Regions from separate parts of the Homo sapiens genome. Here all the other regions are linked to region 2. Evidence: chromatin loops called from intact Hi-C (ENCODE). Cell type or tissue: mammary epithelial cell. All regions are shown on one strand. Region 1 overlaps LOC105372385 (a long non-coding RNA gene). Region 2 has its middle 4.0 kb from the start of ZNF566-AS1. Region 3 holds the start of LINC00665 (long intergenic non-protein coding RNA 665).

Region 1 (2,500 bases), 370 kb after region 2:
TTTTGTTGCCCAGGCTGGAGTGCAATGGTGTGATCTTGGCTTGCCACAACCTCCGCCTCCTGGGTTCAAGCGATTCTCCTATCTCAGCCTCCCAAGTAGCTGGGATTATAGGTATGGGCCACCATGCCCGCCTAATTTTGTATTTTTAGTAGTTTCTCCATGTTGGTCAGGCTGGTCTTGAACTCCCAACCTCAGGTGATTCGCCTGCCTCGGCCTCCCAAAGTGCTGGGATTACAGGTGTGAGCCACCCTGCCTGGCCTGCAGCATTCTTTCCTTCATTTTTTTTTTTTTTTTTTTTTTTTGAGATGGAGTCTCATTCTGTCACCCAAGCTGGAATGCAGTGGCATGATGTCAGCTCACTGCAACCTCCACCTCCTGGGTTCAAGCAATTCTCCTGCCTCAGCCTCCCAAGTAGCTGGGACTACAGGCACATGCTGGCATGCCCAGTTAGTTTTTTGTATTTTAGTAGAGATGGGGTTTCACTGTATTGCCCAGGTTGGTCTCGAACTCCTGAGCTCAGGCAATCCACCTGCCTCGGCCTCCCAAAGTGCTGGGATTACAGGCGTGAGTGCCCGGCAGCATTCTTTCTAGTAAAACTTTTCTTTTTCAAGCCTACGCTGTCCTCAGTAAATTCTTCTTACTGTTAGAAATAAGTTCTTGGTGCCACAGAGAGAGACCAGCACTCGGAGAAAAGTTTCTTAGCAAGGCAAAGTTTACTTCTGCAGAAGCGTGCTGCCCAGACCTGTACCAAAAGCACACCTAATAAAGGAGAGCAGGGGTTTTTAACCCCCGTTGGCTAGGGTTGGACCTCACAATCTAAGCTGATTCCGATTGCCTATTTCTAATAGAGGCGGGGTATGGGTTGCAGCGGCGGGGAGGGGCAGTTTCCCCGGTAAGGGCAGTTTCTGCAGGAAGGACAGTTCATAGAGCAAAGGACAAGGAAGTTAGATTTTTGAAGAGGAACTCATTCTGTCTAACATTACCAACACTTTCGCTCCCGGGGCTCTGACATCTCGCCCGGCAAAAGAGATTTCTTTTCTTTTTTTAGATGGAAACGCCTCGTGCTTGAACAGGCTTGGGAGCGGACCAGGAGCCCGGGGAAAGGGACAAGTAGAGATGCAGGAAAGCAGGAGGACAGGAAGGAGGCCCAGCCGGCTCCAGCCACTAAGGGAGCTCGCTCGCCTCACTTCCACTGCGGCCAGAAAGTCAGCTTCGGCGCCTCCCCCGGGACGCTGGTTCCCCGCCTCAGATTAAGCTCGGCTGTCTGTACCGGATGCCCGCGCCTGCGCTGCACCGCCCTTCGCGGAGCGCGGAGCCAAATGCCTACATCCCACAATCCCCCGCAACGCCGGCAGGGGCGAGACCTCAGCTTCCAGCTCTGGGCAAGACCAGGCTCAGATTGTCGCGTAGTTTTCTGGGAAATGCCGTTTGCGTTCCAGGATGCTTATGCCACCTTTGAGACTACGCGACCCATAATGCACCAGGGGCGCAGCGTCTGAACGGTGCGCTGCCGCCCCCTCGTGGCAGATGGGCGGTCATTGCCGAGGCTAGGCACGCAAAGGTTGCGGGATCTGGGAGGCGAGCCCAAGTCCTGGGAACCCCTGGGAATTCCCTCCCAACCCCAAACTTTGGGCAGGAAAGGTGGAGTGTTGACGGGAAACGGTGAAAGACTTGCGGACAGGGCCTGCTGTGAGGATTAAAGGAAACCAGCCCAGTAACTGTTGGCTGTATAATCCTTAATAATGTGACACGCCACGTGCTGGTGTCACGGCATGGAGTCTCGCTGTGTCACCCAGGCTGGAGTGCAGTGGTGTGAACACAGCTCACTGCAGCTTCTACCTCCCAAGGCTCAAGTGATCCTACCACCTAGCCTTCCAAGTAGCTGGGACTACAGGTGCGTGCCACCACACCCGGCTAATTTTTGTTGTTGTTGTATTTTTTGTAGAGACAGGGTTTTTGCCATGTTGCCCAGGCTGGTCTTGAACTCCTGAACTCAAGTGGTCTGCCCTCCTCGGCCTCCCGGAGTGCTGGGATTATGGGCATAAGCCACCATGCCTGGCTTTTTTTCTTTTTTTTGAGACGGAGTCTCACTCTTGTCCCCAGGCTGGAGTGAAGTGGCACGATCTCAGCTCACTGCAATCTCCACCTCCTGGGTTCAAGCCATTCTCCTGCCTCAGCCTCCTGAGTAGCTGGGATTACAGGCACGCGCCACCACACCCAGCTAATTTTTGTATTTTTAGTAGAGTCAGGGTTTCACCATGTTGGCCAGGATGATCTCGATCTCCCGCCTCGGCCTCCCAAAATGCTGGGATTACAGGCGTGGGCCACCGTGCTTGGCCTCTTTTCTTTTTTTTTGGTTTTGAGACAGGGTCTTGCTCTGTCATCCAGGCTGGAATGCAGTGGTGCCATAACTCGCTGTAGCCTTGACCTTCTGGGCTTAAGTGATTCTCCCACCTCAGCCTCCCAAGTAGCTGGGGCTACAGGCATGCGCCACCATACC
Region 2 (2,500 bases):
GCGTGGTAGTGCATGCCTGTAATCCCAGCTACTTGGGAGGCTGAGGCAGGAGAATTGCTTGAACCCAGGAGATGGAGGTTGTGGTGAGCCGAGATCATGCCATTGCACTCCAGCCTGCCTGGGCAACAAGAGCGAAACTCCAACTCAAAAAAAAAAAAAAAAAAGATGGCCTATTTCAAGCCTTTGCATAGTACATTCCTGTTTTTGTGACAAAAGAAAAACTTTAAAATTGCCCCAAACAGAAAAATAATGGCTATATGTTTTATTCTATTTTAACTTTTTTTTTGAGATGGAGTCTTTGCTCTGTCACCCAAGCTTGAATGCAGTGGCATGATCTTGGCTGGCTGCAACCTCTGCCTCCCAAGTTCAAGCAGTTCTCCTGCCTTGGCCTCCCGAGTAGCTGGTATCACAGGTGTGTGCCACCATGCCTAGCTAATTTTTGTATTTTTAGTAGAGACGGGGTTTCACCATGTTGCCCAGGCTAGTCTCAAACTCCTGACCTCAGGTGATCAGCCCACCTCAGCCTCACAAAGTGCTGGGATTATAGGCGTGAGCCACCAGCCTGGCCCAGTTGATAGTTTCAACTATGTAAATCATTACACTGATTCCTACTGATCATTCTCATTGCCAGCATTCCTGAACTTAAATTGGCTCTGGAAATTCTCCAACCATAGTGAATCCTATTTTCTATGACCCCATAAATATTGGGCATTGTTGCGGTATGTTAGAATACGAGCCCGTGGTTGGGAAAGGCAGTATCATATATGCAGTCTTTCTACCTCTATGTGGCCACATAAGAATGACATCTGACCTGCAACATTTCCTTACCAAGAGATACGGATCCCACATGGGCTGTGCAATGTATTTGTGTTTTAAGCTAAGCGATATTACAGAAAAGTCAAAAAGCTTTTAAAAATTTGAACATTTATAAAGTAGAAAAGTTACAGCAAGCAAGGGTTAATTTATTATGGAAGAAAAACTTTAAATACATGTAGTGTTGCTTAAGTGTACAATGTTTATAAAGTCTAGAGTGTTGTACTGTAATGTCCTAGCCTTCACATTCACTCACCTCTCATCGACTCTCCAGAGCAACTTCCAGTCCTGCAGCCTCCATTCTTGGTAAGTACCCTATACAAGTGTACCATTTTTTACTTTTCATGCTGTTTTTTTTACTGTACCTTTTGTGTGTTTAGATATGTTTAGATACATAAATACTTACCATTGTGTTCTGTGGGCAGCAAGCCACCCAGGTGCCGAGGCAAGAGACCGAGGGCATGGGCTGTTTCAGTATAATAAAATATATAAAATAACAAGAATTACACTAGATACAGATCACAGATATGATTATACACAAGTATCACTAATCATTAGTTTGTAGTAATTACTCTTTATTCAAATATTATAATAATCTTCACTCTACAATCATAACCTAGGAAAAACCAGGCCATACAGAGGTATGAGCTGAAGGGACATGGTGAGAAGTGACCAGAAGACAAGTGTGTGAGCCTCTGTTATGCCCGGACAGGGCCACCAGAGGGCTCCTTGGTCTAGCGGAACGTTAGCGTCTGGGAAGACGCCTGTTACCAAGCGGATTGTGGTCTAGCAGTAGCGTCAGTGCCAAGGAAAAGCACCCACTACTTAGCAGACCAGCAAAGGGAGTCTCCCTTTCCCCGGGGGAGTTTAGAGAAGACTCTACTCCACCATGTCTTGTGGAGGGCCTGACATGAGTCAGGCCCGCCCGCAGTTATCTGGAGGTCTAACCGTCTTCCTGTGATGCTGTGCTTCAGTGGTCACACTACTGGTCCGCTTTCATGTTCCATCCTGTACACCTGGCCCTGCCTTCTAGATAGCAGTAACAAAATTAGTGAAAGTACTAAAAGTCTCTGATATGCAGAAATAATGCGTAAGCTGTCTTCTCTCTCTCTCCGCTTCAGCTGCCAAACAGGGAAGGGCCCCCTGTCCAGTGGACACGTGACCCACGTGACCTTACCTATCATTGGAGATGGCTCACACTCCTTACCCTGCCCCCCTTGTCTTGTATCCAATAAATAACAGTGCAGCCTGGCATTCGGGGCCACTATCAGTCTCTGTGTCTTGGTGGTAGTGGCTCACCCGGGCCCAGGTGTCTTTTATCTCTTTGTCTTGTGTCTTTATTTCTACCACCTCTAGTCTCTGCACACAGGGAGAAAAACCCACAGACCTTGTAGGGCTGGTCCCTACAGTGTTCCAACTGTATTCAGTACAGTAACATACTGTATAGCTTTGTAGTTTAGGAGCAACAGGTTATACCATGTAGCCTAAGTGTTCAGTCAGCTATACCATCTAGGTTTGTGTCAGTACACTCCATAATGATGAAATTGCCCAACAATGCATTTCTCAGAATGTATCCTTTTTTTTTTTGAGACCGAGTCTCACTCTGTCGCCCAGGCTGGAGTGCAGTGGTGCAATCTTGGCTCACTGCAACCTCTGCCTCCTGGGTTCAAGCGATTCTCCTGCCTCA
Region 3 (2,500 bases), 160 kb after region 2:
CTTTTTCTTTCCCTCCCTCCCTCCCTTCCCTTCTGTGGGGAAAAGAGAGATCAGACTGTTACTGTGTCTATGTAGAAAGAAGTAGACATAAGAGATTCCATTTTGTTCTGTACTAAGAAAAATTCTTCTGCCTTGAGATGCTGTTAATCTGTAACCCTAGCCCCAACCCTGTGCTCACAGAGACATGTGCTGTGTTGACTCAAGGTTCAATGGATTTAGGGCTATGCTTTGTTAAAAAAGTGCTTGAAGATAATATGCTTGTTAAAAGTCATCACCATTCTCTAATCTCAAGTACCCAGGGACACAATACACTGCGGAAGGCCGCAGGGACCTCTGTCTAGGAAAGCCAGGTATTGTCCAAGATTTCTCCCCATGTGATAGCCTGAGATATGGCCTCATGGGAAGGGTAAGACCTGACTGTCCCCCAGCCCGACATCCCCCAGCCCGACACCCGAAAAGGGTCTGTGCTGAGGAGGATTAGTAAAAGAGGAAGGCCTCTTTGCAGTTGAGGTAAGAGGAAGGCATCTGTCTCCTGCTCGTCCCTGGGCAATAGAATGTCTTGGTGTAAAACCCGATTGTATGTTCTACTTACTGAGATAGGAGAAAACATCCTTAGGGCTGGAGGTGAGACACGCTGGCGGCAATACTGCTCTTTAATGCACCGAGATGTTTGTATAAGTGCACATCAAGGCACAGCACCTTTCCTTAAACTTATTTATGACACAGAGACCTTTGTTCACGTTTTCCTGCTGACCCTCTCCCCACTATTACCCTATTGGCCTGCCACATCCCCCTCTCCGAGATGGTAGAGATAATGATCAATAAATACTGAGGGAACTCAGAGACCAGTGTCCCTGTAGGTCCTCCGTGTGCTGAGCGCCGGTCCCTTGGGCTCACTTTTCTTTCTCTATACTTTGTCTCTGTGTCTCTTTCTTTTCTCAGTCTCTCGTTCCACCTGACGAGAAATACCCACAGGTGTGGAGGGGCAGGCCACCCCTTCAATAATTTACTAGCCTGTTCGCTGACAACAAGACTGGTGGTGCAGAAGGTTGGGTCTTGGTGTTCACCGGGTGGCAGGCATGGGCCAGGTGGGAGGGTCTCCAGCGCCTGGTGCAAATCTCCAAGAAAGTGCAGGAAACAGCACCAAGGGTGATTGTAAATTTTGATTTGGCGCGGCAGGTAGCCATTCCAGCGCAAAAATGCGCAGGAAAGCTTTTGCTGTGCTTGTAGGCAGGTAGGCCCCAAGCACTTCTTATTGGCTAATGTGGAGGGAACCTGCACATCCATTGGCTGAAATCTCCGTCTATTTGAGGCTGACTGAGCGCGTTCCTTTCTTCTGTGTTGCCTGGAAACGGACTGTCTGCCTAGTAACATCTGATCACGTTTCCCATTGGCCGCCGTTTCCGGAAGCCCGCCCTCCCATTTCCGGAAGCCTGGCGCAAGGTTGGTCTGCAGGTGGCCTCCAGGTGCAAAGTGGGAAGTGTGAGTCCTCAGTCTTGGGCTATTCGGCCACGTGCCTGCCGGACATGGGACGCTGGAGGGTCAGCAGCGTGGAGTCCTGGCCTTTTGCGTCCACGGGTGGGAAATTGGCCATTGCCACGGCGGGAACTGGGACTCAGGCTGCCCCCCGGCCGTTTCTCATCCGTCCACCGGACTCGTGGGCGCTCGCACTGGCGCTGATGTAGTTTCCTGACCTCTGACCCGTATTGTCTCCAGATTAAAGGTAAAAACGGGGCTTTTTCAGCCCACTCGGGTAAAACGCCTTTTGATTTCTAGGCAGGTGTTTTGTTGCACGCCTGGGAGGGAGTGACCCGCAGGTTGAGGTTTATTAAAATACATTCCTGGTTTATGTTATGTTTATAATAAAGCACCCCAACCTTTACAAAATCTCACTTTTTGCCAGTTGTATTATTTAGTGGACTGTCTCTGATAAGGACAGCCAGTTAAAATGGAATTTTGTTGTTGCTAATTAAACCAATTTTTAGTTTTGGTGTTTGTCCTAATAGCAACAACTTCTCAGGCTTTATAAAACCATATTTCTTGGGGGAAATTTCTGTGTAAGGCACAGCGAGTTAGTTTGGAATTGTTTTAAAGGAAGTAAGTTCCTGGTTTTGATATCTTAGTAGTGTAATGCCCAACCTGGTTTTTACTAACCCTGTTTTTAGACTCTCCCTTTCCTTAAATCACCTAGCCTTGTTTCCACCTGAATTGACTCTCCCTTAGCTAAGAGCGCCAGATGGACTCCATCTTGGCTCTTTCACTGGCAGCCCCTTCCTCAAGGACTTAACTTGTGCAAGCTGACTCCCAGCACATCCAAGAATGCAATTAACTGTTAAGATACTGTGGCAAGCTATATCCGCAGTTCCGAGGAATTCATCCGATTGATTATGCCCAAAAGCCCCGCGTCTATCACCTTGTAATAATCTTAAAGCCCCTGCACCTGGAACTATTAACTTTCCTGTAACCATTTATCCTTTTAACTTTTTTGCTTACTTTATTT

What was found. A loop is a pair of places that touch in the nucleus more often than their neighbours do. Peaks named below come from ENCODE experiments on the same cell type or tissue, not always from the same donor. Only the 100,000 strongest peaks of a DNase experiment are listed, where the experiment ranks them.
Region 1: a loop joins it to region 2, with 11 times the contacts of the local background. A loop is called at or near these places in 18 of 110 quality-filtered maps.
Region 3: it touches region 2 in a loop (7-fold over the local background); 3 of 110 quality-filtered maps call a loop at or near these places.

The regions. Positions count from the first base shown.
Region 1 is chr19:36,126,907-36,129,406 of GRCh38, reverse strand. It overlaps LOC105372385 (a long non-coding RNA gene), which reads left to right. Exons shown (of 3, transcript XR_935954.3): 3 at 1,049-1,458. Among named protein-coding and RNA genes, the nearest start is that of CAPNS1, 12 kb to the left of the region's middle. RefSeq lists an enhancer at 927-1,156. In mammary epithelial cell, a CTCF peak has its summit at 1,516 (motif pointing left); a DNase peak (open chromatin) is centred at 1,386; H3K4me3 peaks cover 984 bases; H3K27ac peaks cover 1,177 bases.
Region 2 is chr19:36,492,340-36,494,839 of GRCh38, reverse strand. No RefSeq gene overlaps it. Among named protein-coding and RNA genes, the nearest start is that of ZNF566-AS1, 4.0 kb to the right of the region's middle. In mammary epithelial cell, a CTCF peak has its summit at 1,529 (motif pointing right); no DNase peak of the experiment used is centred here.
Region 3 is chr19:36,330,670-36,333,169 of GRCh38, reverse strand. It overlaps LINC00665 (long intergenic non-protein coding RNA 665), which reads left to right and starts at 1,452. Exons shown (of 6, transcript NR_038279.1): 1 at 1,452-1,723. In mammary epithelial cell, no CTCF peak of the experiment used is centred here; a DNase peak (open chromatin) is centred at 1,359; H3K4me3 peaks cover 1,649 bases.